2 separate regions of the Mus musculus genome follow, and region 2 is linked to region 1. The links are chromatin loops, found by intact Hi-C in ENCODE. Cell type or tissue: heart. All regions are shown on one strand. Each heading gives the region's core, and the rest is flanking DNA. Links, peaks and the distances in the headings are about the cores only.

What was found. Peaks named below come from ENCODE experiments on the same cell type or tissue, not always from the same donor. Only the 100,000 strongest peaks of a DNase experiment are listed, where the experiment ranks them.
Region 2: a loop joins it to region 1, with 3 times the contacts of the local background. A loop is called at or near these places in 7 of 42 quality-filtered maps.

Annotation. Positions count from the first base shown.
Region 1 is chr16:78,341,981-78,350,717 of GRCm38, reverse strand. It overlaps a transcript of Cxadr not described here. Among named protein-coding and RNA genes, the nearest start is that of Btg3, 30 kb to the left of the region's middle. In heart, for the core only: a CTCF peak has its summit at 3,836 (motif pointing right); no DNase peak of the experiment used is centred there; H3K27ac peaks cover 1,012 bases.
Region 2 is chr16:77,125,308-77,134,044 of GRCm38, reverse strand. No RefSeq gene overlaps it. Among named protein-coding and RNA genes, the nearest start is that of Usp25, 120 kb to the right of the region's middle. In heart, for the core only: CTCF peaks have their summits at 5,169 (motif pointing left) and 7,936; no DNase peak of the experiment used is centred there.

The sequences.
Region 1 (8,737 bases), core at 530-8,529:
CGTCCCAGAAGCTGTCAGGTTCTCTGGCGCACCCTCTAACCTGTTCAGACTAATTTCCTAGGTCCCGCGGAGTCCCGGAACCCAGATGGCGACCGCTGCTGCTGAGGCTGAGGTCGCCTCCCAAGCCAGGCGGACACCTGTCCTCTGGTCCGGATGGTGGCCGGTTATCTGCGGCCCGCCCAGGCTGCTGCCTCAGCGGCTCTGTGCTTCCGCCCGTCCCAGAAGCTGTCCGGTTCTCTGGTGCACCCTCTAACCTGTTCAGACTAATTTCCTAGGTCCCGCGGAGTCCCGGAACCCAGATGGCGACCGCTGCTGCTGAGGCTGAGGTCGCCTCCCAAGCCAGGCGGACACCTGTCCTCTGGTCCGGATGGTGGCCGGTTGTCTGCGGCCCGCCCAGGCTGCTGCCTCAGCGGCTCTGTGCTTCTGCCCGTCCCAGAAGCTGTCAGGTTCTCTGGCGCACCCTCTAACCTGTTCAGACTAATTTCCTAAGTTCTGCTGAGTCCCGGAACCAAGATGGCGACTCGCAAAACATTTTGACTATAGTACAGTGTAACGTTCAGCCAAGATAAATGATTTAAGTTGACTTCAAAGCTGTCAGTTTTGTGATAATTTGACCCTCATAGTCATCTCATGATTTGTGCCATGTTTATTCAATTGAATAAGGGCTCTGAGGGAAGCAAAAGATGTCCAAGGTGACAGCAAGCTAACTTAAGCCTCAACTTAAAAGCCTGTGCTCTGTGGCCTCAACACCACATCCTGTTTGGTACCTATGCAAAGCCTACCAACTACTGGAGCTTGTGAGGGTAGGTCAAGACTTGACAGAAGGAAACTTAGGCAGAGATTTATGTTAAGTGAAAATGAATTAAATGTCTATATTGGCCATTAATCTTACTTCCTTGTTACAGACTATTCAGTTATGTCTGAAAAGGAACACTAAAACCTTAGGTTGCCGGGCATGGTGGCACACGCCTTAATCCCAGCACTCGGGAGTCAGAGGCAGGCGGAGTTCTGAGTTCGAGGCCAGCTTGGTCTACAAAGTGAGTTCCAGGACAGCCAGGGCTATACAGAGAAACCCTGTCTCAAGAAAACAAAACAAAACAAAACAAACAAAACCCCAAAACCTTAGACAATGATTTCATTTATTTGAACTGTAAATTGAATTTCAGTAGCAGTATGGCCTAATGGACAAGACAGGAACTGGCCAAGAAGATCCAGGTAAGAGAAATAATATAGCAATGCCCAAGTCGGGCATTCTGCTGTTTTTTTATTATCATTTTTTTTTTTGGTTATTTAACCTAGGACACAATGTTACCAATTACTTTGGCCAAGTTTCCCCACATTTTCTCTGGCATTAGATTCTGGTTAGTGAGGCAGTACCTAGGACGCTCCCTGGGAAACACAGTATTGCCCCTGTATTATACATGCCGCCTGGGGCATTCACTGGACGTCTGTTATCCAAGGCAAATGAGGGAAAGCTGCAATTCCTATGTAAAATGTGTACACTCTAAACATTGCAGAAATGGTCACCTGCTTCCAAGTCTATAGCAGAAGGCCACCCACCTTTAACGTAAGGACTAAAACAATTATTTAATAGTTATCAAAAGCATGTGGACTTGTAAGGGTATTGCCACTCTTACTGCTCTGGCTTGATGTTTATTGCATTGTTTCTACCCTCAAAATGGAGTAGCTACAGAAAGAACGTTCATAAAGGTTAGAAATAGTCATAGGAACTTAGGAATTTCATAGGGCTTGAAAACACCGTTATGATCTACACACATCAGCAGGGCTGACAGCATACATCAGTGAGATGTGGGGACAGCATCTCTGCTGCATTAGCTGTCTGGTGTGTCGGTCGCCTTTATAGTGCTGAGGCCAGTACAAACATTTATCAGCTTCACTAGTAATGGTTGAAAGACTGCAGATGCTGGGCAAGATTATTTGCTTAACCCACGAGGCAGGAGTGATAATCCCCATTATTGTGTATTGGCATATCCCAACCTTTGAGATGTATCAGTTAGAAAACCTATCATTTAATGGTAATGTCCCTTGTTTAGAACATGTCGAAATAGAGGTTTAAAGGAATACAGCCTTTTGAAAGGCAGTTAGACTTTTAAGGTGTGTATGTTTTCACCTAGCAACTACTTCAAGAAATTTATCTACAGAAGTACTTGGATGGGGCTATCATCTATGTAAAAGTGTTTAGTATATTTTTGGGTGACAAAAAAAAATAGCCATAACAAATGAGCAACTAAATAAAATTTAAACCATCTATACAAGGTAGTATGAAAAATGCTATGTGGCTATGAAAAAAAGAATGGATAAAGTAATAATAACAAAATATTATAGGTGGAAACATGAAAGTATCCTATCTAAAATGCTGTGTGTTGTATGAGTAAAACACTATTTTGACAGTATATTCAGAAGAAGGAGAAAGGGGCTAAATACAGACAATTCTATTCTGCTTCTTTGGATTTTTCTGCTAAACGTTCATACTCCATAACCTTTTTTTAATGGCTTTTTAAAAAAAAATTTATTTTAAAGGGATATTATGATATGCTATGATAAAAACTAACACAATAAACAAATAGAAAGAAAGAGCCCAAGAGAGAAAACAAGAATCGGAGACCCACTTTCTCACACACTCAGGAATCCCATAGAACACTGAACTGGAAGCCCTGACTTCACAACCTTTTTCCTGGGGGAGTAAAAGCATCTAAAAAAGCATTTTAAGGTCAATTCGTTTATTTTTAGCTAATACAAGATGAGAAATAGCCTGTGGACATACACAAGAAATACATACTTGATATACAAAATGCTTTGTCGAAACCTTTGCAATAGTGAAGGATTATAACGCCCCCGTGTAGTGCAAGAGCATAAAGCCAGTAAAAGAGTGACCTGAGTCTGCCTTACAGAGAACGTCCTGGTCTGTGACAGGGCTGCGATAACGTGCGGAATGTCATGAGAATGGAATGTGGCATAGAGGGTTCGTTTGCTTGTTCTTGACACAAGGTCTGTGAGGCACACAGTCCTCATACTCGCCATAGAGCTGAGAAGGGCCTTGAACTCCCCCTTCCCCTGTCTCTACCTCCGAGGGATTGGGATTATGGGTAGGAGCCACCAGGCCTGGCTTAGACCTTGCTCATTGTGAAATGAGAGCTGTAAGATGCTGTGGTACCGGGCAAGCATTAACACTCAGTGTGTTTCTTTCCATGAGGTCAGGACTGATGATAGGACCTGCTCAGTACCTGCCCAGGGTGGCATACGCATGAAAGTCTCAGCACTTGGGTGCCCGAGGCAGGAAGATTACAAGTTCAAGGCCAGCCAGCATACACTGTATGGCTAGGCTTTATCTCACAAAACAACAAAACAAAACAAAAAACCTAATCTTCAGGCTTATGCAGTGGTAGTTCGTGTATATGTATACACATAATGAATTGCACCTAGCCTCTTGGGAATTAAGTACTGTACTTTCTGTTCCACCACAACCCTGTGTGTGTGTGTGTGTGTGTGTGTGTGTGTGTGTGTGTGTGTGTGTGTGTCCTGATACTGTGTGCCTTACAGAGAGAATACTGAGTATTAAACTGCCTGGTACTGTAACTAGAGAACTTTGAACTCGGGCACTGTAACTCTAGAATGCAAGCTTTTAAGAGCTGAGGAACAAAAGTTTACACATTGTCTTGCACTGTTAATAATACTATGTGATATTTTTTACTTATTTACTTTTTAAAGGAAACAATGAGGTGTTGTTTCTAGTAGATCTGTTAGGCTAGATTTTAATGAAATATAAGTTAAATTTTAATGAAAAATAAAACCCCTCTAAAAGTCATTGTCCACAAGAGGGCATCATAATCTTTTTATTGTCAGAGCTAAAGGTTGGATTCCAAGTACTGACCCCTTGATGTGAAATGTTAAGAGGTATAGCTATAGTGGTAGAAATTGTTAAGTGTTCATAGTTGTATACAATTAACATTTCTTTATTACTATGTTTTTATGTCATAGAAGTGGTAAGTACTTCACCCCTGTGGCAGATACAGCCTCTGCTGAAATGTTAGAGGAGGGAGGACGCCACGTTTCCTTCTCGGCACCGCTCTTAGATTAGCATATGGAAAAGGTGTTTTCAGTCTCACAGTTAATATGTATGTTCCTTATTGGGTTAATGAGTCTTTGTCATTTGACAGTAGGCTGCAGATCTCTTAAATGTCCCGTCAAGTATGTCACTATATAATTTATAGTGCTGATGGTGACGGGGAGTAATCACTCCAGGGGCCTGAAATGTACAAAATAATCCCCTGACTGCGAACTTGTAAGTATACAACACAGGCAAACGTGGTCATTCATGAAACTGGAAACATTGCGTGTATGTGGTATAGAGCAATAACCAGACTCGTCTCCACGGCAGTGAAAGTAAGGTGATGGGGCTGAAGGAGGCTGGGGACCATCAGCCTTTGCCCTAGAGCTCCAGCCTGGGAGCAGTCTTTAATGTGTTTAAACTGGTATGGTAGCTTATACTTGTCATCCCAACTCAAGACCCTGAGGCAGGAGGATCTACCCAAGTTTGAAGCCAGCCTGGGCTACGTAGTGGGTTCCAGGCCAACCTAGGTTATAGAATGAAGACCTTTCTCAAAAAATTTTTTTCTAATTTTTTGTGCCCTGTATGCGATCAGCGTACAGCTAGGAAAACAAATATAGCCAAGTTAGGGGCTGTACAAAATCTCTCTGGTTGGGGATGTCACTCAGGTACAGGGCTTGCCTAGAATGTATTGTGTGTATTGAGCAACTGTTCCAAACTATATACATCCTCCCAGCCCCAGAATCAGTTTTTTATTTTTTCTATTATCTCATATTTGATAAAACCAATGTATACCAGTTACTTGAAATCTTGAATCACAGCAAGTATCTGAAAGAGTTCACTCCAAACAATACTTAGCTCTTGTCAAGCACATACTACACTGGGACCACCACTAGCATCAAGACAGGGATCTAGAGCACCTATTGAAAATAGTTTCAAGCAGCTAACGGGGAGAGTGACCTTCCTGGCTGCTGTTGCCAAGAGAGACTGGTAATGGTTTCAAGAGGGTCCCCCACTAACTACCCTCCTATTAGTTTTCCTCAATGGCAAGAAAGCAAGGTTTCTAGAAAAACAGTAGACCAATGATCAGGAGATGTGTTTTGTTTTATAAGGCCTTGTGAAGTGGAAAGGGAAAAAAAAACAAAAAACCCAAAACCTTACTGGACCTTGCCTTTATTTCTGTATGTATATGATGATGAATCAAATAATATATATAGTAATATTTCTGGTAGTGTGGTTTTAATAATAATTTACCTATATCTGGCTTTAAAACAACCTCTTCTGAAATACCAATTCTTACCAAATTTTCTTCCCAAACATGTTCCCTGACTTGTAACTTCCAAATTGGCAAGTCTCCAGTAGTGAAATGTGCACGTATAGCAAGAGCCATCCTGGTTTGCAAACAGTGCCCAGATGACTATAGGACGACCGTAGCATCCTGCAGGACAAACTTCCCTCCCTTAGGTGGCTAGCTTTATGCTGCCATGCGGTCGTGGTAAGACGAAAGACAGTAAACAAAACCCATTCTGTGAGATGAGAAACTGAGTAGACCTGCATTTCTGCTCCACTGCAGGAAACTTCACGGCCTCAAAGAATTCAAAAGGAACTCCTTAAGAGAGCTGAGACAATGCTAAGGCTTCATAAGCCATATCTCTGAGCAAACTGTAAAAGGGCTGTATTTCTATCTTAGTCTGTCAACATTTTAGTGATCAGTCATTTAAATAGGCTGTTCCTGATGTCAAGGGTTGTGGAGTCAATTTTCAACTGTCAGCATTGAACAAATCATTGGTGGCTTGGACATCCTGACAGATTTCAAGTGTTACTTCAGGACTAAAGTACAAGATGTACAAAGTTAATAATGTGTGTTGAAAAGATTCCATAAATTACCACCTCAAAACTATCTGAGTCTGATGTCATTCCTGCCACTGCCACAGACATCTGTTTTCTTTTTTTTTTTAATATATTTTGTCTATTGGCATTCCCTTGTACAGTCTGAATTGCTACTTAACTTTTTTTTACTTAACTGTGGCTTCTTGTTTGCTTATAACATCGTAAGAAATTTCAAACTCATAAATTACATACTGAAGTGCTGTGAACATATCAGAACATTTTAGTTGACAGGGACGACCCATTTTACATTTTGGAGAACTTTAATCTTGATTTGCGTGGTTTCCGTGAACACATAGAAGCACTCAACTTTTGTTAAAAGCCTGGTGCTCTGTAGAAGAGTGTCAACTTTACAAGACTACGTGTTAACAGTTACCGGTCTCCATTCCTCAGTCCTACTGTCCCTGGAAATGTTCTGACTGCTGACAGTTCTGGGACTGTGAGAGGGAAACTGCCCTACTTAACATTAAAAGAACACACTGCCGGTGGCCAAATTCATGTAGGAATAGCTAACCTAATATGCCACTTCGTCATTTTCTCTTAAAGGGCAAAATAATTCATTCTTTCGTTCACTTAGTCTGTGCTGATTCCATAGAACTGTTCTGTGTAGAAGTTCCAGCAACTTGAAGAAACTCTATATACACTGAGAGATATTGTTAGAAATGTACTTGGCAGTGGCTTACTAGCACTAAAATGAGAGCAGCTGTGAATTATCCACAACTAAGACCACTGAGAATCTGCTCGATTGAACTTTCTGATGTAAACCGCGACATCTGTTTTTGTTTTTCTTCCCTCTTTTGCACGGCCTGACAGCACTGAATCCTAAATCCCAGCTCAGACATCTGAACACACAGCTCATTTCCCTGTTTCCCTATAGGGTTTGGTCTCCCATCTTCATCTACACGGAAGTATGAGCACTAACACACACACCTCCTAAGTCCCAACCTTTGATGTCCAATCCAGCACTCGCATGCTCCAGAAAAACAGGCATGTCAGCATTGCCAGCTCCCTGGTCAAGGAAATTCCTTCCTCTCATGTTCAAAACACAGTTCCGTGGCCTCATTTACGACATTTACATGGCAAGGCTTGTAACTGCTCTCTTTCCCCTCTCTATAAATTGTCTGCCATGGTTACGTGCACTGTGGGCTACCATCTTGCTTCTTCGCACTTTTTGCCTACAGTAATGATTGTTTTGTTCCAGGTGTGTAACTCAGTTGCCAGTTAATATTTTGCCTGTATTAAAGAAAACCTTCATGTCCTTTATGCCTATAATAGAGCTGTTCTCAACACAAGTCAAATATGAAGTGTTCAGTTTTCTGTCCCACTTCAGTTTTCCACTAAGTTGCTTCAACCTAAAATCTAATACTTTCTCCCTTGTGACCAATCCTGACAGTACTAACTTTTAAAAATAAATAGGATGTGCTTTAAAACACATAAATTAGCAACCTTGTGTACGTATAGGAAATCCCTGAAACAAGACATGACACTGATCATACTGATTTCTCCTTTTGCTCTCTGAATAACCTATTCACAAACTAACAGAATTTGATGTGCAGCTTTTTGGAGAGGAACTGGGAATAGAAACACACTGGTGAGGGTTTGTCTCGTGTCTCGCACTGGATCGCCTTCATTATTACTGTCTGAAACACAATTAAGACAAAACAAAACCCAAAACTAAAGAAAGCTATTCAGATCCAGTTATTAACTTAAAAAGACACACCATTTAGTTCTGTGTCTCTGCAAGTCCTTGCATCTTCTCAGCAAGAGTCACGAAGACAAACTGGTGGGCAGCTCATCTGCTTCCACTTGGCAAGTGCGAGCTTAAACAGCATCACCATCCCATTTTGTTTTTGAAAGATAGGAGACTGGAGAAAGGACAAGGCAAGTGGGTGTGTCACTTTTGTTGATAAGAAGTCATTGTAAAGTAATGGTGGGCACTGGTGCATGCCTTTAATCCCAGAACTTGGGAGGCAGAGGGGAGCAGATTGGAGTTTGAAACCATCCTGATCTACAGAGTTGGCCCTGTCTTGAAACCCTCTGCAGATATTCCATATAAATTTTGACTGGTTAGGGCCTGCCTTTGGAGTTTGCACCCATTGCTGCTATGAGTTGAGCTGTCCCCACCACCCCAAATTCTTATGTGGAAACGTAATCCTTATTGCATTAGTTGGGAGCTACTCTGACTATAGATATTATAGTTATGTCAGATGAGGTCTCTGTTGGGTATAAGTGCAGTATGACCGAGGTCCTCAAAGAGGAAATATGGACAGAGACAGGTATTTATAGAGGAAAAACAGTGTGAAGGAATCAGGGAGAAAAGACCCATGGAAAAGCCATAACAGATGCTTGGAACAGTCCACCTCGCAGCTCCTAGAGAGAGGAATCCCTGTCTCTGCCTTGACTGGCCCTCTGGCCTCAGAACTTGGAGACATCAAGTCTTTGTTACTTAAGCCTCACCAGGACTTCCTTGCTGTTCTCTTTTCTATGTAAGACTTCACAACAGTGAAAAGTCATTTTAGTAACTTGGCTCCTACCTCAGAGCCACCAGCAGGAAACCTTGAAGCCCTGAGCTTGGTTTTTGGGGCCAGCCTGTCCTCTGTTGCCATTACTGCATTTTGAAGTTATATTCATTTATGGCTTAGAAACTTATTAGACCACTTTAATTTAGTAATAAGTTACTTAACATGCTGCACTGTTTACTTGGCGAGCCAAGCTATCATCTGGTCTTTAGAGTTAGTAAGGTTAAAATGTGGTCTGTGTTAAAGGCATTCAAGTTTGCAC
Region 2 (8,737 bases), core at 276-8,275, 1.2 Mb after region 1:
TAGAGGTCAATCTAGGGGGGAAGAGGTTTTCTCCCTGCTTGGTGAGGCAGTGCACAGCATCTTGGACTACAGGAGGAACCCACCCTTGAGTTCTGCTGCATGACAGGGTTTCTTAGGGGCAACATCACTGGTATTTTAGAAACTTCTTCCTAACACTTCAGCCCCTTAGCCACCTTCCCAGAGAATTATACAAAGTAACACTTCCTGGAAACAGTTCCGAGACACCATAGAAAGTAGCCACCTAGCAATTTCTCCTGGCAATGTGTCAGGGCGAACTTCTCCCCCACTGAATAGACTATGGTCCTAACAGGCCACGGCTGTGGTACTCCAACAGCAGGAAGGAGTATCGGATTATTCTATCCTCAGCTGCTCTGCCTTAGTCTTAGAGATAATGGCTATTCACTCCATCTATGATTCGGGATCGTTTAGAACTCTTTTCTCCATTGGTGGGTAATGTGTATAGACTATACTTAACAGCGTATACTTAACTCTCTCTTTTAAATTATGTTAATGGCCCCTTTCTATTGATTGGTTCTTGAATAATGTATGCTTTCAAACCACCATAACTCCAGCAAGTATAAATCTTATCATTTAAAACATTACTTATAAACTATAATAATGTCCAAATTATAAAACATTCCTTTCAAAACTTGCGGTCTCTTCTCATGGAAGTTGAGATTAGAGTTGTGGTAACCGGGATGGGAAAAAATAGGGAAGAAGGAGGGATGGGCAAAGGTTAACCAATAGGCCGTCCTTTAGAGTCACAGAGAAACAGGAAGCACTAGTGATGCGTGCACACAGCTACACCGAGCTGTGCACTCCAGAAAGCTGGACAGAGCAAAAGGAAGTTTTAAAAAGCATTTTGATTTTTTTGACTTTTAATTTATTCTTCTTTCATATATTACATCACCACTGCAGTTTACCCTCCCTCAATCTCCTCCCCCCACATCCCCTATACCCTGAATCCAACTGCCTCCCTCTTCACCTCTCCTCAGGCCTTCTAAAGGACATCAAGCAACCAAATATAACATAACAAACTACAATAAGACCAGGCACATATTCTTACATACAAGCTGGATGAGACTACCCAGCAGGAGAGAAAAGGGGTCCAAAAGGCAATCAAAAGAGTCAGAGACAGGCACTGCTCTAACTATTAGGTGTCCCACAAGAACACTGAGCTATACAACCATATTGTATATGCAGAGAAGCTAGGTCGGACCCCTGCATGCTTCCTGATCTCTGTGAGCCTCTGAGTCCTAACCACTTCTTGTAGTGTCCTTGATCCCTCTGGCTCCTCCAGTCCTTCCTCCCCATCTTCCACAAAGGGTTATTACCATAGAGAGTTGAGACAATTCACATTTATGCTGATGGAAAAGTTAAAACATACCATGGATACATGTGTCATAAGTATTATATGGAATGACATGTGTGTCTATAAATATATAGCACATTTTCTTAAAATTTAGTGCCTGATAAAAACAAATTTAAACAAAAAAAAATGTTGTCCCACAGCTTTTAGGCAGACATTATTTTAAGTGTCTGCTTAGTTAATAATGCAAATGTGCCACTCAATATATATTATGTATATATTATATATAATAAAATGTATAATATATTACTAAACTAATAAATGTGTCTCCTTTTGAAAGCAATTTAACTTAGTGAAAAAAATGCTATAATGTTTACACAGACATAGATTATTAAAAATACTAAGTTAACGGCATCAACTTCTTCAGTTGGGAAATTAGACCCAGGCTTCTGCATAAGCCAGCTGGTTCTCTGCCACTGGGATACATCCCTAACCTGTCAAATAACTGTGTATCTTTAAGAAGTAAGTTTCTCTACATTAGAAGTTGCTAGAGTGGAAAGTCATTCCACATCATTTCAACTATAGAGGTCAACAGAATTCTGATTATATTGTTATTAAGGACCATGCTCACATATTTAAAATTAATTCTTTCATACCATCTCCATACAAATGTCTGCTCTTTCTCTTACCTGATACAGAATTCATTCAAAATTTTAGAGCTTACTTTCATAACGTCTGAGATTTATGATTACTTACTTGAAGGCAGTAGATATATAGGCTGTCCAACATAGACACACATGGAAATATATGCAGTTCTTATGGAGTTGGCAGGAGATGTAGAGAACGAGGCTCAGGAGAGCCCCAAGAAGATCTTCTCTGGAGATCCAGGGAGCAGGCACTGCTGGGCTACTCTGTAAATGAACTGCAGGAAACAGAGGACTTCTGGGAACATTCCTCCGTCCGTTCCTCCTTCCACTCAAACTCTGTTATCCTCAGAGGGTTAGCCCAATTTCTTCAGCTCAGATCATATGGCCAACCCTTTAGGAGAGAGCACAGATTCATGGATTCCTTGTCTCACCAAATAACATACAAAGGAAGAGTTAATTTATATAATGGGTGTCAAGATATTGTTAAAGCAGATCTGAAGTTCCCCCAATATCAGCAACTTTCCAATACACAAACCATTTGCCTCAAACTATCATTCTGTAAATACCATGAAGTGTCTAAGTAGAATATAGAATACACATAGACAGTATATTTTGGGTATGTATGTTTTAAAAAAGGAATGCACAACCTCCCCCAAAGACCAAAAAGACCCATTTTGACTAACATTCTTCTTAGTTTTTCATGAAAGACTACTATTTACACTGTTGCCATCTGTCTTAAGGTTTGTATTCTTGCACAAAACATCATGACCAGGAAGCAAGTTGAGGACAAAAGGGTTTATTCAGCTTACACTTCCACACTGCTGTTCATCACCAAAGGAAGTCAGGACAGGAACTCACGCAGGGCAGGGCAGGAATTTGGAGGCAGGAGCTGATGCAGGAGGAATTTGGAGGCCTTGGAGGAATGCTGCTTACTGGATTACTTCCCCTGGCTTGCTCAGCTCGCTTTCTTATAGAACCCAAGACTACCAGCCAAGGGATGACACCACCTATAATGAGCCCTCCCACACTTGATCACTAATTGAGAAAATGCCTTACAGCTGGATCTCACGGAGGCATTTCCTCAAGGGAGGCTCCTTTCTCTGTGATAACTCCAGCTTGTGTCAAGTTGACACATAAAACCAGCCAGTACACCATCATACCAAAACTATCAGACACAGCGATGTGCCACCTTCTACTAAATGACCCACCCCACCCCCTTTTCCAGCATAAGAGGAGAGGAGGTCCTGATGTCTGGTTCTATCCTTTAACCACTTTATACACTCAAAAACTTGATAACTCACTATCTGAGTGATTGGGGTTTTGTGGTTTTGTGCAAATAATCACAATCTTGGTTCTTTCAAACAACTGATTTTTTTTTTCATAATCAGTACCTTGTAGGTACTCAGGGTAAGTCCTCAAAATCAGTCAGATGTAGTACAATTAATGAAATAACCAGGGACAATGGATTTTAGCTTTGAGGTGTTATAAAGAGAGTTACGAAAGATTTGGTATCATGCAGAGAGAAAGCCCAGGATCTTTCAGCACTACACAAGCCCCCACCATCTGCTAATGAATGTTGAGAGCAGGAGAAATAGCCCAGGGAAGGGTATACCAACTGTTTTTTAAATAACAAATGGAGAACCCCCAAAACATACATAAAGTAACATTTCATAGCCTGAGATATTTGTGTTTATGTATTTAGGATCACATATATGTGTGTGTGTGTGTATATACATATGTATGTATGTATATATGTATGCATGTATCAACAATTAATGAAAAGAGGCCAGGTATTTGAAAGAGAAGTGGGAGGGGGAGAGAAGTACTAGGGAGAGATGGGTCTGTATGGAGGAAAAGGATGGAGAAATGATACTATTTTATAATCTCAATAAATAAAAGAAAGAATTTTAAAAAGGAGTGTTGATATTTTTATATATCAGAGAACGCCAGAATTTAGAATAAAGTGCAGACTGTCTTAAGAAAATGGTGACTTTATTCACTGATGCAATAAAGGGACAATGTTCCTAGGACACTGCAATCTTCCTGCACTCTGTCTGTCGCACTGCTGACTTTCTCTGTCTTTCTCAAGGACAGACATGTTCAACATCTGCTCAAGTTTGGTAAGATGTCTCAGCAATTTTAAAATAGACATAACTTTTATTTAGTGTTATCCCAGCTTAATTTTTAGTTATCAGAGGAAAAAATACAAAGGGAACAGGGCTTTTACTTCCCTGCTGAGCTTATCCATAAGGGAAATATAATTTTGCCACAAGAACGTACAGTGTCCCACTAAAGATCAATGCATAGACAGAGAGCATGCCCTTTCTGGTTCTGGATTCCTGACTGGTCACAAGCACTAAATTAACTAACAATAGCTCTCCCAAGGCAGCTACTTCATGTCTGTAGTATAAGAAGATAATTATTTAAATTGTATCACATTTATTCAATATTTACTATACGTGTTTGCTGAGTTGAAGACAAGCCTATGTTCAGGCCACAAAAGTATACTAAGGCACTGATCTTACCATGAAAGGTTGTATATTACAGTCCTGGGGATGCTAAAACACTGGGATGTCTCATGAAGTATTGGGAGCCATCCTTGGACAGAGATTGTGAGAACAGCTACGTGAGTCCAAGCAATGGATTGCCAAATGGAATCAAATGGGCTTCGGCAATATTAGGTCGAATTTTATATCTATATTCAGCTGAATTACAAAGAGTGGCATTGCAGCATGGTCAACCATTTTTTTTCTGAAGACAGTTGAAAAACAAAGCCACAAATGAAAAGCATTCTGCAAGCAAAATAGAAGTGATGCTAGTAAGAACGGCAGGTTCGATTCTCCTGTTTTATTTCCAGGACAGGCACAGTATCTTTTCAGCTACAGCTAAGAGGCATGGGTACAAAAGGATCATGGAAAATTGTCTCTGTTAACTCTCTTGCTCATCTTGTTCTATTAACTAAGTAACTCATTTTTTTTATAACTCTTGAGAATAAAGGAACAAAAATACACACAAATATATATAAATATGATTGGAATGTAAATTAAATAAATACACATGGAATGAAAATGCTCATGGATTTCACAACATAAAAACAGAACGACTTTTGAAAATAAAAGCACACACATTTCAGCAAAGATAGGCATTCTCTCTTCCGATTTTATTTTACTATTTAAGTTCTCAAATGCGGTATTATAACACCACCTACTGGGAAGCGAGAAGAAAACAGCTCAGCTATCTAAAGATCTCTTCCTCAAACTAGAAGCATTTTAACAGTTAGCATAGAGAAATTTAAGGAACGGCCAACATACATGGTGACAAATAGCCAGAGATGACAAATAGCAACAGATTGCCATCATTAACTAAACCCCTCACAGGTCTTGCTGCCCCCTTATTTTGGTTTTCTCTTCTGTTGTTTCATGGAGAGAAAAAAGCGTTTTAGTTCTCTTAGCAGTGTTTATTAATTAGAACACAGCCAGGTTTTTCTTCTGACATTGAGAAAAGTTTGCTTTTTTCCCTCGTACAGTGATGGACTGACACTGTTTTAACATTTTTCTCTGGCGTCTGAGGCGTCTTGCCTTCTGGCTGTGTGGCCCGAAGTCCTGTTGTAACTAACTCTCTTACACCTCCTGAACTGCTGAAGCCACTGCGTGCTTCCTGCCTCTGTTGTCTTAGCACCTCTCACCTCAGTGCTCTTACTCAAGGATGTCTGTTCCTAATTTTAAAAACAACAACAACAACAACATACAAACAAACAAACAAACAAAAAACTTGTCCCTTAAAGTAAACATCAGAACTTACCTACTTCATTTGACACTCTATTCTGTGGGTTTCCTTCAAACATAGGCCTGTTCTTTTTCTTTTGGGGGTTAATATAATCATCTCTCCCTTTCCTTTCCTACCCATAAGACCCTCCTCTCAGCTAGAGAAAGTACCCAAGGAGCTAAAGAGATCTGCAACCCTATAGGTGGAACAACAATATGAACTAACCAGTACCCTGGAGCTCTTGACTCTAGCTGCATATGTATCAAAAGATGGCCTAGTCGGCCATCACTGGAAAGAGAGGCCCATTGGTCAGGCAAACTTTATATGCCCCAGTACAGGGGAACGCCAGGGCCAAAAAGTGGGAGTGGGTGGGTAGGGGATTGGGGGGAGGGAAGGGTATGGGGGACTTTTGGGATAGCATTGGAAATGTAAATGAGGAAAATACCTAATAAAAATATTTAAAAAAACCCTCCTCTCCTGGCTTTCAAATCCATTGGCTTTTTTTTTCATTAATAGATATTACGTGCATGTATGTATATACATAATATATACACCCAAATACAAACTGCTCAATCTGTATAGTGTTACTTGTGTGTACATTTTCAGGGATTACAATTTGGTATTGGATAACCAATCGGTGTGTTCTTTTCTGAGGGAGACTGTTTCTCCCACTCTGAGCATTCCTTGTTTGCCTGTCATTCTTGGTGTAGGGCTGCAGCCTTCAAATGCCCTCAGAGCTCAGTTCTGGCCCTGCACTTCTCTGTGTCATCATATTAAGTTACAGAAAATATGCTTAGTGCATCGCAGAGCTGAGCCTTCTTTTCCACTCCCCAAATTGGCAGTGCCCATTGAAAGCGTGCAAAATAAACTTTAAAAATGAAATCCCATACTGGAAGCAATCCCGAAGGACTCCAGATATCCCTTTCAAATCACATATCACCCTCAAATGGAACCATTTCCTGAAATGGCTGGCCATCTTTATGCACCTTCCATTTTTAATTTAGTTTAACCATCTGTGAGCGCCTTCTTGTAACTTGGCTTTAACTTGGGTTTTGGAACATTTAATACATGAAACTCTACTGGGTGCACAATTGTGCGGCGGCGTTCATTCATGGTTTCTTCCCATTGATATAAGTGGCTTCAGTGAGCATGCTTTTAATTCTATGTAATAATCCACTGCATGCATATGGTGCAATTTGTCAGTTGACTGCTGACAGATGTAGGTTGTGCCCAGATTTGAATGTTATTTCTAAGAATTCTTCGGACATATAAACTGAGGCATGTGTGTCTCAAATATATTCAATATATAGGATACAGAAGATACATAGGATCTGCTGAATGATGTACTATCAACTTGAAATATTTTGGTTGCGAAGTGGTTGCACTACTTTAGACATTCACCTACATTATATGGTGAGTTTACCCTGTGTTACATCCTTCTGCAGCCTCTGGCAGGGACAAAGCCTGACGTCAGTCTTAATGTGTTTGTAGTTTCTCCCTTGGTCTAACTGAACCCTGATTGCTAATGAAGTTGACTATCTTCCAGGATTATCATTGGTTGAGTATTTCTGATTTGGTGAAATGCTGCCCATGTGCATATATATATATATATATATATATATATATATATATATATACACATATTGCATATACTTTATTTTTAATGATCAGGTATTTTCAGAGATTTTAATGCATTTCAAATCATATATGCATTTTTCTCCTTTGCAACTTACTTCCTTTGATGCCCCTTTGTCTTCTGTGACTTACAAAGTCTTTCAAAACCACCATTGCTGCTTGCAGTTTGGCACTGTACTCTTTCATACTTTCTGGGCTCTGTGTTTCTATAATCAGTTTATTGACTCTGCTAAGTCACAACTTGGGAATATCTCAAGGAACATAGCATAATGATCTTAGCCAACTCTAGCTTTCACAGTCTTGTTACCTGGACACAGTCCTCTTGCACCTTGCAGATATCTCTGTCGAGTGCATACTTTCTGCGTTCCTGATCTGTAGGGAGTCTTTTTGTAGCTGCTCTGCAGTCCTGCAGATTGAGTTCAGTGCTTCATTCCCAGAAGCATACACCATCTCTACTGAGTCACACCCCCAGCTCGAGGGACTTTTTGCCTGAAGCTGATGAGATGCTTCAGCAGATAACCATAAATGCTGTTCTTGCAGAAATAACACACTTGCCAGAAAACTGCCTGCAACTTCAGCTCCAGGGGATCTTACACCATCTTCTGGAATATGTGTGTACTTGCAGGATATACACAAATCAAAAATAGCATCTTTTAAAGATATCATTCTGGATCAATTTTGATTGTGGAGAAATTCATGGTACTCTAAGATCTTACTAGTACACTGCCATCTAAAAGATTTCTATGATTTAGCCATCATGGAACATATTTCTAAGAAGCCTTTCTGCCACAAATATAAACATAGAGCTGAATGCAAATACATAGACAACCATACTGGCTGGTTTGTGTGCCAACTTGACACAAGCTGGAGTTATCACAGAGAGAGGAGCCTCCCTGGAGGAAATGCCTCCATGAGATACAGCTGTAAGGCATTTTCTCAGTTAGAGATCAAGGGTGGGAACCACATAGACTTATACAGAAAATTTCAATCACAAGCACACTTTAAGACCCAGAGATAATACACAAATCCCTGCATACAAGTTTTGGAATCAGTTTCAGTATAAAAAGGGATCCTTACAGGAAATGAGTGTACAGCTCTTTACCTCATTTATCTGAGCTGTAACTGTGTCCTTCTGCTCTAGGCTCTGGGTGCTGAGGCTAGACCTCTAAGCTTCTGTCCTCAACTCCTCAACTTATTTCAACGTTGCCTTCATTTCATTTCAGGTTTTGACAATTAGTGCTACAGGAAAGTTGGAAGGTAGGAAAACCAAGGCTATTTTCTTCTCGTCATTGCTGATTCTATCAATGTTGAACTAAGAACATAGTTAGTTCATTGTAGTTTTGAACAACTCTCAGGACTTCCAGAACTAGCCAAATGATGT